Regions from separate parts of the Homo sapiens genome. Here regions 1 and 3 are each linked to region 2. The links are chromatin contacts, found by Hi-C or POLR2A ChIA-PET in ENCODE. All regions are on one chromosome and are shown on one strand. The core of a region is the stretch at or near the end of the contact, and the rest is flanking DNA. Distances in the headings are between cores, read along the strand shown.

The links. A loop is a pair of places that touch in the nucleus more often than their neighbours do. ChIA-PET counts read pairs that join two places held with the same protein, here RNA polymerase II (POLR2A). Pooled maps may share reads with other maps.
Region 1: a loop to region 2 is called in a pooled map, with 2.7 times the contacts of the local background. The contact joins the promoter of VPS37B here to the promoter of PSMD9 in region 2. A Hi-C loop is called at or near these places in 3 of 50 pooled maps. POLR2A ChIA-PET finds 5 or more read pairs at or near these places in 2 of 52 experiments (T-cell and activated T-cell).
Region 3: a loop to region 2 is called in a pooled map, with 11 times the contacts of the local background. The contact joins the promoter of EIF2B1 here to the promoter of PSMD9 in region 2. A Hi-C loop is called at or near these places in 5 of 50 pooled maps.

The regions. Positions count from the first base shown.
Region 1 is chr12:122,894,531-122,897,502 of GRCh38, forward strand. It overlaps VPS37B (VPS37B subunit of ESCRT-I), which reads right to left and starts at 1,594. Exons shown (of 4, transcript NM_024667.3): 1 at 1,422-1,594. The coding sequence starts at 1,532. RefSeq lists an enhancer at 1,258-1,407 and a silencer at 1,588-1,737.
Region 2 is chr12:121,887,266-121,890,090 of GRCh38, forward strand. PSMD9 (proteasome 26S subunit, non-ATPase 9) reads left to right here and starts at 1,525. Exons shown (of 6, transcript NM_002813.7): 1 at 1,525-1,729. The coding sequence starts at 1,592. It also overlaps a transcript of HPD not described here. RefSeq lists enhancers at 1,182-1,795, 1,429-1,828, 1,796-2,409.
Region 3 is chr12:123,632,169-123,635,024 of GRCh38, forward strand. EIF2B1 (eukaryotic translation initiation factor 2B subunit alpha) reads right to left here and starts at 1,518. Exons shown (of 9, transcript NM_001414.4): 1 at 1,377-1,518; 2 at 177-278. The coding sequence starts at 1,389. GTF2H3 (general transcription factor IIH subunit 3) reads left to right here and starts at 1,661. Exons shown (of 13, transcript NM_001516.5): 1 at 1,661-1,704. The coding sequence starts at 1,692. RefSeq lists an enhancer at 1,545-1,734.

The sequences.
Region 1 (2,972 bases), core at 344-2,843, 1.0 Mb after region 2:
GCCCCCACACGGGCTCCTGGGTGAGAGGCTCAGCACTGTAGGCGTGGGAAGGCTCAGACTTCAGAGACATAAAGGAGTGGTAGGTGGGCCAGGAAGAGCTGGGATTAGCCTGGGCCCACCTGCCTGGAGGAGAACCAGACCCAAAAGATCAGACTTTCCGAGAATGAGTCCAAATGGGTTGAGAGAAAGGGAGCACACACTGCAAATCTGCAAGGATGAAGTCAGTTACCCGAGAGCAAACCACACCTCAAGGTGTGAAGGAAGATAACCAGAAACAGGAGCTGGCACATGCCTTCCAGGGGCTGGGCAAGGCTTGACTCTCAGAGGTGAGGGTTGGCAGCCAGCCCCAAACCCCCATTTTAACTTCTTCCTGAAACTGCTCCAGGAACCTTCCTTAGTCCCAGACACGTGGGACGCAGTGGTACAAAGCCAGCCACACTAAATTTCCCACCTTCCCTTCCTCGGTGGAGGGGGCAACCCTTACAGAAAAACGTATCCTGTCGCCACCCTTAGGCCCATCCACGAACTCCCGTAACTCTGCTGGGGCCACTTCAAAAGAAGTCAGACTCCAGGGGCATTATTGGGACCCCTTAGATACATGGAACCTTCAAACCTTACCCTGGCTATGGTATGACCATGGACTCCTGCCTCCAAACCCTGGGCTGGGGACCCTCGCCCAACCCTTAAAGAGCCTCAGAACCACCTCATAGACTCAGCTACAGACCCTCAGCCTCCCGAACCCATCTTGGAACCCTCAATCCTCTCCTAAGAGTCCTATTTGGATAGTCCACTCAGTCCCCCAAAACCTACTCTGATCCCCTATAGCTGCCTCAGTCCCCCTGGTTGTCCCCAACCTTTCCTCTCAAAGGAAACCCCCCAACCTCTACCAGATCTAGCTCTTGGTCCCCCTCAGTCACCCCTAATCCTCGCCTCCGACTCAGCCCTTATTACTCTCCCCGCTCCTCCGACCAAACCAATCTCAGATCCCCCCAGTTCCGTCCTCTTCCGCCTAGACCCAACGATAGCACTCTAATCCCCAAATTCCCATTCCAGGCTCCCTAATCTCCACTTCAGACCCAGCCTTAAGTCTTCAGACCCAGCCTTAAGTCCTCAGCCCCACAAAACCTTGTCTCAGGACCCCCAATCGGCTCCCCAAGCCCCGTCTCAGGACCCTTTTTCCCGCCTCCGCCCTAGTCTCGGTCCCCTCAGTGCCTCAAACCCCCTCTCAGGCCCCCTATTCCTGCCTAAGCACCAGTCGCGGTTCCCTGGCTCCCGCACCCCGCCCCAAGCGCCCCCATTTCTAGCCCAGTCCCCTCAACACGACCGGAGGCGCCGCGGTCGCCTCCGCCTCCGGCCACCGTTCGAGGAGCGAACCCCGCTCGAGGCCTCACAGCCGCCGCCTTAAGCCCAGCTCGGCTCACCTCCTCCATCTTCTGCACCATCTCCGTCAGCTGGCCCTCGTCCTCCAGCAGCTCGTTGAGCTGCACCAGCGACAGCCCGGCGAACCGGGCTTCGCTCCCGGCGCCCGCCATCCCCACGTCTCGGCCGTCGTCGCCACCGCCGCTGCGGCCACCAGGCTCCGCCGACCGGAAGCGCCGCCCTCAAGGGCCGCCCCCCGCGGGGGGGACACGTGACGCCAGCCCTGGGTCGTGACGTCATCACCGCGCGGGCGGGCGGACGTGACGTAAGTGTCGCGGCTCGCTTGGAGTGGAATGTGTCAGGGACAGTCGGGACTTCTAAAGGGAGGGGAAGGGCCCTATGATTGGGCTGTGACGCGTGAGCGCATTAATGACGTCACTGCGGCTCGGGAGAGCGCGCCATGAGGTCATAAGAGCCTTTTTCCTCCAGGAAGAGAGATACCGCGATCCAAGGAAAACAGGCAGTGGGAAGGAAGTTCCCGCAGCCTGTGAGCCCAGCCCGATGCACGGAACCCAAAAGACAGAGACTTCATGGGGAAACAACTTTAGGTGTCATTGGTTACTTGGAATTGTGGAGCTGCCACGTCATTCATTTAACAAATATGTTTTGAGACCTACTCTGTACTGGGCATTGAGTATACAGTTCTGAATAAAGCAAAACGGACCCCTGCTTACATGGAGCTAACAGAATGAAAGAGGACGCAAACAAAACAAGAAATAAGTAAAATAATTAGGCGATCACAAATAAGGGAATGGACACTGAAATAAGAAAATAAAAAGACCTTTAGGGTAGTAAGAGATGGCACTTTCGGAGAAGGTGGCGTCTAAGGAAATGTGAAGGATGAGAAGGGAGGAACCAGCCACCATTCCTGTAGGAAGCTCAAGGCAGCAAAACCAGCACGTGCAAAGGCCCTGGGACAGGACTAACTTGGTGCATTCAGGAATGGGAAGAAGGCCAGTAAGGCTGGAGCATTTTGAGCAAGGACCCATTGAGTGGCCCCTTTGCATCACCTCAGAGGAAGGTGCCCAGACATCCAGGTGGGCCAACCTGTGCTCTTTCAGAAACAACACGATTTAGGGTGCAGTCGCTCTCAGTCTCTCAGCTACCGGGAAGCCTCTTAAGATCCAGGAGCCTGGGAACTCATTATCCTACTTTGGAATCTGTCACAGTTCTAGTTAGAAGAAACCTAAGGCTGAGGTTAACCATGACAGCCCCCTAATTTTACACATAAGGGAACTGAAGCCCTGAGAAGGGGAAATTTTTTGGGCTTTTGCTTTGTTTCTGAAAATCAAGTAATTGGCAGGTCTCCTGGCTCCCAGTCTGGCGTCCACCACGCTGGCATCATAACACACTGACCTCGTCTCATAACTCAGCTCTGAACACAGTCGAGGCATTCAGCAAATGCTTATCGGCAGACTTAGGGGCTTTGTGTATAAAGCTGATTCTTCTGCAACTCCATGGGTAAAACATAAGGTCTGTGTTCTCCATCCATACGTTAGGCTGGGCTCTGCCAACCTCTTCTCTCCTTCCAGCCCGTTGTACTAAGGGCTCGT
Region 2 (2,825 bases), core at 275-2,774:
AGTCTCAAACTCCTGGACCTAAGGGATCCTCCTGCCTTGATCTCCCAGCATAATGGGACTACAGGTATGAGCCACTGCACCTGTATTTCTCTCTCTCTCTCTCTCGATAATGTTAGAAATGTTAGTTTATTTTTGAGGGGTGCGGTAGCTCACTCCTGTAATCCCAGCACTTTGAAAGGCCGAGCTGGGCTGGATCACTTGAGGCCAGGGGTTCGAGACCTCAGCCTCCTGAGTACCTGGGATTACAGGTGTGTGCCACCACACCCGGCTAATATTTTATATTTTTGGTAGAGACAGGGTTTCACCATGTTGGCGAGGCTAGTCTCAAACTCCTGACCTCAAATGATCTGCTTGCCACAGCCTCCCAAAGTGCTGGGATTATAGGCATGAGCCACCACACCTGGCCCATTGCATTTAGTTGATGCACATCTTTAGTGTTCTTAAATCTAGGCAATTGCATATCCGCCTCCTTTCTCTGTCCCCCACCCCTTATTCCCCATGTGTATTTCACAACATTGACTTTTTTTGAAGTTTTCAGGCCAGTTGTTTTGAAGTATGTCCCTTCTTTTGGATATGTCTGTTTTCCAATGATTAGATTCAGGGCAAACATGTTTGAATACTACACAGATGACCGCTGAGCCCTTTTCAAGACAAAATATTAGAGGCACATGGTCAGATATCAAAGTTGATTGTTTAGGTAAGCTGGGTTGGAATTTTGGCCTCACATTTTGCTAGTTGGGTAAATTGGTTATTGAGACGGTTTTCTCAGCTGTCAAATTGGGATGTAATAATCTAGCTTCATGAGGTTGTTGAATTAATATATGTAAGGCATTTAGAACAGCGTCTGGCACATTATAAGTATCAATAAATAAACACTGTTACCGTTATTATTATCACTACGATTTTTAGAGGCCTTAACAGGAACATCCAGCACCTTCAACAGTATATGGCTCATAGGAATCATTCCATGAATATTTGTTAGCAGAAGGACAGCTCTATGAGATAGATTGCTATCAATTACTGCCCCATTTTACAGATGAGGAAACTGAGGCCCAGAGAAGCCAAGTAGTGACCTAGGGTCACACAGATTGCCGTTAAGTGGCAAGATACGGGGTGTGTACTCAGGCATATCGGATCTGTAAAGTGAGGGATAAGGAACCTTAATGTATTTTGTAAATCCTCCAGGGCTGTGTGGATGTGAAGAACTGAATTGGAGCGCCACGCAGCGGTTCTCTGGCGTACAGTATCCATCCATACAGTAGGCGCTCAATAAATGTCTGCTGCACGAATGAGAAAATGAGTCAGCTGGGGCGAGATCATCCCCTAGCGTTGGTGTGCAATTGCGTGGGGATCCATTGCTTCCGACGCTACTCCTGCCGGGTCACCACAGGCGCACGTGTTCCGGCAGGGCGCGGCTTCCGGTGACCCAGCTCCGCCCTAAGCCCCATCCCAAGCCCCGCCCCTTGACTGTTCTCGCGTTCGCGGACGGCTGTGGTGTTTTGGCGCATGGGCGGAGCCGTAGTTACGGTCGACTGGGGCGTCGTCCCTAGCCCGGGAGCCGGGTCTCTGGAGTCGCGGCCCGGGGTTCACGATGTCCGACGAGGAAGCGAGGCAGAGCGGAGGCTCCTCGCAGGCCGGCGTCGTGACTGTCAGCGACGTCCAGGAGCTGATGCGGCGCAAGGAGGAGATAGAAGCGCAGATCAAGGCCAACTATGACGTGCTGGAAAGCGTGAGTGTGGGTTCGGGGCGCCCCAAGTCGCCTAACCCGGCCCGGAGTCCCTGGGGTACTGGGATGCCAGGGCGGCCTCAGTTTGGGCGCTCCGCAACGGATCTCCCTGGGAGGCCCAAGGCGCCGCAAGTGCGGCCTCTGTCGGCACAAGAAGGCAGGCAAAGAACTTTAGCAACTGAAGAGTTAGCCATATTGATATCCAGCAAGAGTTTGTGGAGCCCTGCTGTGTGCTAGGCGCTGGTTTAAGTGCTGTGCATTGTTGAGTTAATTTAATCTTTGCAACAACCCTTTGAGGTGGATGCTGTTACTCTTTCCATTTTAGGGAGGGGGAAACAGGTGTTACTTGGTGATTAAACAGCTGTCATGTGCCTCGCTGACTGCCTTATCTTAATTTTGTACTTTTTGTAAAGACAGAGTCTCACTGTGTTGCCCAGGTTGGTATCGAACTCATGGCCTCAAGCGATCCTTCCACCTCGGCCTTTCAAAGTGCTGGGATTACAGGCGTGAGCTACTGCACCCGGCATTTGCTGATTGTATCGTGAATTCTTAAACTTCAGTGTGTATATGAATTACCTGGGGATCTTATTAAAATGCAGATTTTGTTTGAGGCAAGGGAGCAGATTCTGCATTTGTAGCAAACTCCCAGCAATGCTGATGCTAGTGGTCTAAGGACCGAACTTTGAGTTACAAATAAGGCTCATCATCCTTATTGCATAAGGAGGAAACTGAGGCCCAGAGTGGGGCAAACGCCTATCTAAGGTCATGTAGTTCGGAAGTGGCAGTGGTGGGTCTGGCTCAAAAGCTGATGCAGGTTTTCTTATGCCATCTAGTGTAAAATCACAGATCAGTTTGCAGAGGAAGATGCAATTAATTATGCCCAAGTAGGGTGGGATGGAATGCATTTTAGGTGATGTAAGATGAAGTTTCTTTTTTTTTTGTCTGAGACGGAGTCTTGCTTTGTCACCCAGGCTGGAGTGCAGTGGCTCAATCTCGGCTCACTGCAGCCTCTGCCTCCTGGGTTCAAGTGATTCTCCTGCCTCAGCCTCCCGAGTAGTAGGGATTACAGGCGAGCGCCAGTACGCCAGGCTAATTTTTT
Region 3 (2,856 bases), core at 268-2,767, 1.7 Mb after region 2:
AAGGCAGGAGAATTGCTTGAACCCAGGAGGCGGAGGTTGCAGTGAGCCAAGATCTCGCCACTGCACTCCAGCCTGGGTGACAGAGTGAGGCTCCGTCTCTTTAAAAAAAAAAAAAAAGAAAAGAAAAAAAAGACTATCCTAAGTCCCAGAGTGTTAACAGATGACTCTCTATATACCTTTATCTCTCTTCAAGAACTCCAGCAACGTCCGGATGGCAGCCACTGCTGAGGCCATGTCAGGATCTTCTTTCATCTGAGACTTAAAGTATTCAATTAACTCTGGAAAAAGGGAAAAAAGTGATTCACCTAATTCATTTAGCAGCCTATAAGGCAAGAGAGCTTGTTAATGACTGTTGACTTTAAGAAGCAAACAATTTAAAAAATACTTTCTTTTTAGGGTATTTGGTTTCAGGGATGCAATAAATGTTGATGGGAATAGAGAAAATACCACTTTGCTGTTTGCAAGAGCTCTTTTTTATTTTGAAAAAGCTACTGGTGGCCGGGCGCGGTGGCTCACGCCTGTAATCCCAGCACTTTGGGAGTCCGAGGCGGGCGGATCACGAGGTCAGGAGATCGAGACCATCCCGGCTAAAACGGTGAAACCCCGTCTCTACTAAAAATACAAAAAATTAGCCGGGCGTAGTGGCGGGCGCCTGTAGTCCCAGCTACTTGGGAGGCTGAGGCAGGAGAATGGCGTGAACCCGGGAGGCGGAGCTTGCAGTGAGCCGAGACTGCGCCACTGCACTCCAGCCTGGGTGACAGAGCGAGACTCCGTCTCAAAAAAAAAAAAAAAAAAGCTACTGGTGTGCAAGGCCTAAAAATTAAGCCCGAGTAAATGATGATGAAAAGTCATTCTCTCTTCAGCCTCTTTGGTCCTAAAATCTGAGAGGATCCCAGAGTCAACCATCTTGCCAATTTCTCCTGCACCCCTCCAGACAGTCTATGCTAATACATGTCTATTCACATACACATATATGTTACAAATATTATACATGGAGTTCCACCCACTCCCCTTTATTTCTTTACATGAAAAGTGTATTAGTTTGCCCTTGTTTTTCACTTAATAACCATACTAGATGAGCACATCAAATATGCCTTATTCATTCTAATTTTAATGACAGATCCAACAAGGCAGGAAGGAGACTGGCACTGGGAAGGAGCGTATGTGTGGGAGGGATGCCTGCAGATACTGCCAGGGCGCATCCCTGAAAACAAGAGCAGCGCGAGGGATTTAGTTGTGACTCTGGAAACACAACCAGCGGAGCAGCCTGAAATTCAAAAGAAATCTCTTCGGGAGCTCAGCCTGGATGTGAGAGGTTGGGGGGACCCCTGAACGGCGCTGCTGTAGCCTAGCAGCCCTGGCCTGTCTTGATTTACCCTTGTCGTCCATGGCGTCCTCCTGCTGCGGAGCCCCAGGGGACCCGAGCCGCCCGCGCTGTCTCGAACGGGTCCGCCGGCCGCGCCGCCTGCGAGCCAGTCTGACAGCGCGCTGCACACCTCCGCACCCCACTTCCGGCGCACTTCCGTACCCCTCTTCCGGCGCACTCCCCGCACTCCACTTCCGCAGATTAGGGGGCTGGCACGAGTCACAGCACCTCGTGCGTCACTTGGCGGCGCCGGACGTTGGGCTGCGCAGGATTTGAGACGCTCCCCTGACCACCACTTGCTCTGCGCTGAGGTGCTGGGACAGCCATGGTTTCAGACGGTGAGGACCCTGCAGGGCGGGACTTCGACTCCGGGGCTCGGCTGTCTCGGTCCGGCTACGACTGGCCAGATGGAATGTGTCTTTTGGGCTGGATAGAATCCGTTTGGTCTTTAGAGGAGTAGCCAAGGCATTCAGTCATTCATTCAGTAAATAGTTTTGGATCGCCTCCTGTGTACAGGCATTATTTTCTGGATTTTAGCAGAGATCGTGACAGACAGGGGCCTTAGTGGAGGTTACAGTCTACTGGGTGAAACAGATGACAATAAATAAAAATAATTTCGGCCGGGTCGCACCCCGGTGGATTAGGCCTGTAATCCCAGCACTTTGGGAGGCCGAGGAGGGAGAATCGCTTGAAGCCGGGAGTTCGAGACCTGCCTGGGCAACACAGCCAGACCCCATCTCTACAAAAAAAATGAAATATTAGCCGGGCGTGGTAGCGCGTGTCTGTGGTCCCAGCTACGCGGGAGGCTGAGGCGGGAGAATCACTTGAGCCCAGGAATTCGAGGCTTCAGTGAGCTATTATGGCAGTACTGCACCCAGCATGGCCGACAGGGCATGACCTCGTCAATAAAAAATTAAAAAATAAATTATTTTTCAAAGGATGAAAAGAGCTATGAAGATGATGTAACAGTACGGTCCTAGTTACAATAGTACATTGTGACTAGGATTGAGGAGGAGCTGTTTTAGATAGGGGCCTAGGAAAAGTGCAGGATATTGAAACCGACTTGAATGATTATGTGAAGTTCTGGGGGAAGTGCACTTTAAGTGCATGGGCCCTGTGGCAGATTGAGCCACCAAGTTACACTGAGAAGGGAGAAATGGAGAGCTTGCGGGTAGAGGATGGTGGGGAGACTCATTCATACATTAAACTACCACATACAGAGTCAGATGTCTTGAAGATTTAAAAGGAGGCTAGAGGGATGAGATCAGAGAACCAGCCAGTTTCAGGTCATGCAGGGCCTTATTGGCCGTGATAGAGAAGTTGGCCTTTATTTTTAGGTGCAATACAAAGACATTGTAGAGTTTTAAGCCAGAAAGTGTTATGATCTGGTTTGCAATTTTAAAAGATCACTGTGGCTGTTGTGTGGAAAATGGACTGTGGGGAGCAAGAATAGAGATAGGGGAGTCCTTTCAGGAACTGTAATAATTGTC